Linked DNA regions of Homo sapiens: region 1 is linked to region 2. Evidence: chromatin loops called from intact Hi-C (ENCODE). Cell type or tissue: transverse colon. All regions are shown on one strand. Links, peaks and the distances in the headings refer to the core of each region. The heading gives the core; the rest is flanking DNA. Region 1 holds the start of FOXN3-AS3 (FOXN3 antisense RNA 3). Region 2 overlaps FOXN3 (forkhead box N3).

What was found. A loop is a pair of places that touch in the nucleus more often than their neighbours do. Peaks named below come from ENCODE experiments on the same cell type or tissue, not always from the same donor. Only the 100,000 strongest peaks of a DNase experiment are listed, where the experiment ranks them.
Region 1: it touches region 2 in a loop (1.9-fold over the local background); 27 of 110 quality-filtered maps call a loop at or near these places.

The regions. Positions count from the first base shown.
Region 1 is chr14:89,347,903-89,350,708 of GRCh38, reverse strand. It overlaps FOXN3 (forkhead box N3), which reads left to right. Exons shown (of 6, transcript NM_005197.4): 3 at 1-37. It overlaps FOXN3-AS3 (FOXN3 antisense RNA 3), which reads right to left and starts at 422. Exons shown (of 2, transcript NR_188029.1): 1 at 216-422. In transverse colon, for the core only: no CTCF peak of the experiment used is centred there; a DNase peak (open chromatin) is centred at 1,148; H3K27ac peaks cover 403 bases.
Region 2 is chr14:89,407,012-89,409,817 of GRCh38, reverse strand. All of the region lies in intron 2 of FOXN3 (forkhead box N3), which reads left to right. Among named protein-coding and RNA genes, the nearest start is that of FOXN3, 8.8 kb to the left of the region's middle. In transverse colon, for the core only: no CTCF peak of the experiment used is centred there; a DNase peak (open chromatin) is centred at 1,285; H3K27ac peaks cover 563 bases.

The DNA.
Region 1 (2,806 bases), core at 75-2,574, 59 kb after region 2:
TCAATACACCTCCCACCTGTCCTCAGGCATATCAAAGGTAAGCAATTCAGACTTCTTTTTTTTGGTCTACTGAAATGGCATTATTTTGGCAGAGACCTGCGCGGAAATTAATTTAATAGGCCGTACGAGATTTTAAAAATAACTGCAGGTAAATGAGAAAGAAATTAAGTATTATTAGGAGGCATATCCACTGTTGTATTTCCTACAAACCTTACCGCTGCTGCAGCGTCAGAGGAATGTGCTTCCAGAAGGCTTCATGGTGGGTGAAATCATGTCTTCCTGGGTAGAAACATTTACAAAGAAAAGTCGACAGCTTTCACATCTCGGTGTGTGTCATGTTTTGTTGGGATAAAAGTACAGGAACGAGTCAAGCAGGCAACTCCATCATCCCCTCATCTGGCCGGTCTCTGCAGACATTCAGTGGAGGCTCACTCAGTTGTCCCCACTGTTGTCTTTCGCAGTCTCCATGTAGACGGTGCTCCCAGGTGACCATTTTGTTGTGGTTACTTGGTCTTTGCTTCTTCAAGGAGAACAGTAGAAACAATAGAGACATTTTATCCTCCTCACATGCCCATTTGTTTGAGACAGTAAGGTCATGGGTACCATTTTTACAAATATATCATTGGAAGGGAGGGTAAGTAGCCTGTCACTTTTTTAAAAAGTGTCTTAATGTTAGATTCCAAAAGAGAGCCAAATAATCAGAACCAAATTTTTAAGATCAATTTTTATGAATACATAGTACTTGAATTTGAAGTGCATTCCTCAGTTCTACAAAAAAATATTTAAAAATGTATAGAAATGTTTCTATCGTAACCACCTAGTTAAGAGGAATTATCCTTGGACTGCAAGTTGAGGTTAATTAGGGATGGCATGATGTCATAGACTTCAGGAATTTTACAGTCCACTTCTTTGCAGATTCTTTTCCTAGTCTGCTGTTTGTTCTGCAGGAGGGAGCACAAAGTGATCTTCTGAAATAGCATTAATGAAGTTCTTCTGCATCTCAGTTGAGAAGCATTCCATCACAGGCCCTAGACAATCAGTCTTCAGCAAGAGACAGGGAGGAACAGCTGGGCTCTCTGAGAAGACTGCTGTATGTCTGCCTTTGCTAGGCGATTAGCGTGATGGTACCCATAGCAACTGGAGCGTCTCCATAGTAACGCGTAGCCGAGACAGGTGCAGTTGCATCACAAGGCTGTTTGTTGCCTGGCAAAAGGACAGGCCATTAGTACTTAGATATACACTGTTGCCTTAGAAACAAATAACCTTACATAGCAACTACAGTTGATTTGAAAGGTTTGGTGTGTGGGGGGGAAGGTTGTAGCAGCTTTTGTCTGTGTTCATAAAAATCAGTGGAAGCATACTTTATTCGAAATGACAACTTGAGGTCATATAGCTGTAGGAGAGAAAGTGGGATTTTCCAAAGCAGCCCAGCCAACATAGTAGACATGTCCAGAAGGACAGAGCCATATGCTTGGTTTTCTCCTTGTGGCCATAGCCACTCCCCAAATGGAAGAGAACCAGGATTGGAGTGGAGAATTGCCGATGTACAAGGTTGGTGAAGGAGGACGTGACACTAATTATTGAAATATTTCCCAGATTCTCATGTTTCTTTGTCATTCTACCCCCACCCCCCGACTCTCCAAGCTGCATGGAATACCCTTCTCTGGGTTTTCCACTCTGCACCTCAGAAGTATTTCATCTCCCTTTGCTTCTAGGAAGTTAAGAACATGAGTGTTACTCACTGGGTCATGTCATTGGTTCCTTTAGACCAGTATTTTGTTGCCAAATGTGACCCCGAGGGAAACACAGTAATTATTTAATAATTCGAAGGATTATAGAGGAGCTCTGGGGGTTGGAACAGGAATGCATATTCAGGCGAGAGGCATTCTGAGCTGGCCTTAGCTTAATGACTTCATTTGATTTTTAATATAGACATAAAAATGCAGATGAACCAGAGCTTTTGTAATGAAAATCATTTCCGAAGGAATATTTCAGACCCCACTCCGTCACCTCCAGCCTTTATCCCCAGTTGACTGAGGGGGGAAAAAAAACCAGTTTCTGCTTCTGCCCATGCGGTGCTTAGATTTCACCTCCACAGAGGTCACTGGCGGTGGAGGGAGATGACAGATGAGATTCTAGTCTGCCTCTTCCATGCCTTAAGTCCATGAGAACAAGTCACTTTCTCTTTCCTGGGGACTGTCATCCCTTCATCTGAAAGCTGAGAGTTTGCTTCAGGATCCTCTAGTGTGTGAAATTGCACTGAAGCCACTGAACACTGGGTAATTGTACAATATTTCTGTGTCTTAACAGTGATGTGGCATTTGGTTCAATTCTAAGCCATCAGGCCACTTGTTGACATGACCTAGAGAAGATGGAAGTGAAACACCGAGTCATTAAACAGGGACCCCAAAATGCCGAATTGACGTGATCTGGCTGGGTCCACTGTGATGCGGGGAATCACCCGTCAGCCCCTTGCTGGATCGCTGTGAGGGGTACCTGGGAAGTGCTTGGCTTTCATGGGGCTGGTACTTAGCATCCTGAAGAAGATGGTGATTATACTAGATGGGCGGTTATTGCTAGGACTTGCAGGTGTGCTTGGCAAATGTCACTCTGAACTGAGCTGCAGGTGGCTGGAAATGCTGCGGGAAAAGCGAGACATTTGAGAGCACTGCCCAGACCTTGCTCACATCCAAATACCATGCTAAATATTGAGATGTGTAGACCCGTGCCTCTGTTTTCCTTTTTTGCTTTTTTTTGAGACGGAGTCTTGCTCTCTCTCCAGGCTGGAGTGCAGCGGTGCAATCTT
Region 2 (2,806 bases), core at 129-2,628:
TTGAGTGCTTTAAGATTATTCTTTGAGCTTAGAGGACATTCATTGCTCCTCTGTAAAGAACCAGGTCTGTGGTATTTAAAGCTTCTGTATAGGTGGGTCTTTGTGGCAAGAAAGGGAAAGTCTTCAAAAGCAATTCCAGACTGAGAACGTGGAGAAGAAAGTGCTGCTCAGGTCCCCCAAAGCCTCACAGCAGTGATAAAGCAACAAACAGGGCGTTTAGTTTGGTGTAAAACGAGTCTGCAAGTTCCTGCATGCTTGAATCTTCGTGTTTGACATAATGCCGGTGCACATAGAAGTAATTTAGCAAATGCACACTCTGAAATGTTAGAAAAGACCAACGCCAAGGCGTGCAGCGAGACTTGGGAACATTATTCATCAGTCAGCCTTGGGAGTGACAAGTGGGTGTTGGATGCCCTGTGTTGAGGCACACTGGGAGGAGCTGTTCTCCCGCCATGCGACCCCCCCGTCCCCCACCGCTGGATTCTGGGAGTCATGTTTTCCAGGGATGAAGATTGTCAATCCGGATACATTCAGGTATCACCTGTTGAAAGAGAATGGTTTTAAAGACTTGAGATTGTTAATGTTATGAAACATTCAGTTCTGGCTTCCCAGCCATCCTGACCTGTGTTGACATGTTTCTGATCAAATGCCAGTCAGTTTTGTGGTTGGGAGTTTGTTCCCAGCATTTGCGATTCTGTGAGAACAAAGCAAGAGGTGTGAGTTTTTCCACTTTTCTCCTCTTTCTTGGGTTCCCCCAGGCCAGCTGCTGGCTGCTGTGAGAGGTGCAGGCTCCCAGGTATGCTCAGGTACACCCAGGTCCTTCCAGGGCATTGACCTGGCCCAGTCACTTGGGGTATGCTACTATGGCATTCTCCCTGATACTCTGCCCAGTGAAAGCTCCTTTAGCTCTATGGGTAAACTTGTTTTTTCCTATGAGATTTTATTTGGCGGGAGCTCCCACACTGAAGTTGCCTTCAACACAGTGACTAAATGCACCTGAAGGTTGGTGAGAAATACCTTAAATTGAACGAGAACATTGAAACCTTGCAAGTTGTATGCAGTGAATTAGCTATTCCACTTTTAATTTTCTTCTGAAAGTGAAGAATACGGTTAGGCTTGACGTAGCAGTGAAAATGTGGAATCCTGTGTGATCCCTGTCCCTGAGGGCTTGGAACACATACCCTGCTGGACAACTGTTTGGCTGGGATGTTGGGGAGGGAACATACTAGATTACATCACCTGTGGCACTTAAAAAACAATTCCCAGCCGGGCACGGTGACTCACACCTGTAATCCCAGCACTTTGGGAGGCCAAGGCGGGAGGATTGCTTGAGTGCAGGAGTTTGAGACCAGCCTGGGCAACATGTATGTCTCTACAAAAAATACAAAAATAATTGGCTGAGCATGATGGCATACTCCTGTAGTCCCAGCTACTCAGGAGGCTGAGATGGAAGGATGGTGTGAGCCCGGGAGGTGGAGGTTGCAGTGAGCCGAGATACAGCCTAGGTGACAGAGCCAGACCCTGTCTCAAAAAAAAAAAAAATTCCCGTTTTCTTGGGCCCCTTTCTGGAGATTGTGATTCATTAGGTGTGAGGTGGGTTGGGGAAAACTGGTAGTTCTGCTAAGCTTCCTAGGTGTTTCCAGCATGGAGCCAGGTTTGAGAATCCCTGAACTAGGTGCCCTCTTGAGGTCTTTCCAGTTGCTGAGATTTCATCAAGAGCATGTTCTCATGAATGAGTCAGTCAGGGCAAAAGAGACAGCTTGGCTTTCGTTTTATCTCTGAAAGGACTTCAGAAGATAAGAGTTTTATTTTTATTTTTGAATCACGGAAATTTTCAAACATACACAGAACTAGAATCGTATAATGACTTGATATACCCCCATAACACACATCCTGATTCAGTAGTTGACAAAGGTTTGTCACACTTATTTTATTTATTCTTTTTTGTTGTCGCTGTTTCTGAAGTTGTTTTTCGGTTTTTTGTTTTGAGACAGGGTTTCACTCTGTTGACCAGGCTGGAGCGCAGTGGCATAATCATGGCTTATTGCAGCCTCAGACTCTCATGCTCAAGCCTTAGCCTTAGCCTCCGAAGGGGGGACTACAAGTACATACCACCATGCCTGGCTAATTTTTTTTTTTTGTATTTTTCATAGAAACGGGGTTTCGCCATGTTGCCCTGGCTGGTCCCAAATTCCTGGCCTCAAGCAATCCTCCTGCCCCAGCCTCCCACAGTGCTGTGGATTATAGGCATGAGTCGCTGCACCCAGCCTTGCTGAAGTAGTTTGAAGCAGATGACATTTACAATTCAAACATTTCGGTATACATAAGAATAATTGACGGTTTCTTACATAACAACCATGCTCAAGTCCCCCCTAACAAAATGAACAATTATTTGGTGTTGCCTAATGCCAGGTCCATATTCAGATATCCCTGTTTACAAAATGTTTGTTTGAATTAGGGTCCAAATGTGGTTCCTGCAGTGCCTTTTGTGATGTTTCCTGTCTGTGTCAGTCTGCAGCACTCCTATGCCCTCTTTCCTTTTTCATTCCCTTCCCTGTTAAAAGAGACCCATGGCTTACACTATAGAGTACTTGCATTCTGTTTACTTCCTTGTGATTTCGTGTAACTTGCTTCTCTCTCTCCTTCTATTTCCTGTCAAATGGAAGGAAGTACGAACGTCTGGGTCACATTCTGGATATATCACTTCCAGAAGCCTGGTCATCCCCCTCTTGGGGAAGCTGAGATTGAGCCATGGGTTCACATGAGGTCACTGTTCCCTACTCTATAAAATTTCTCATTAGTTTTT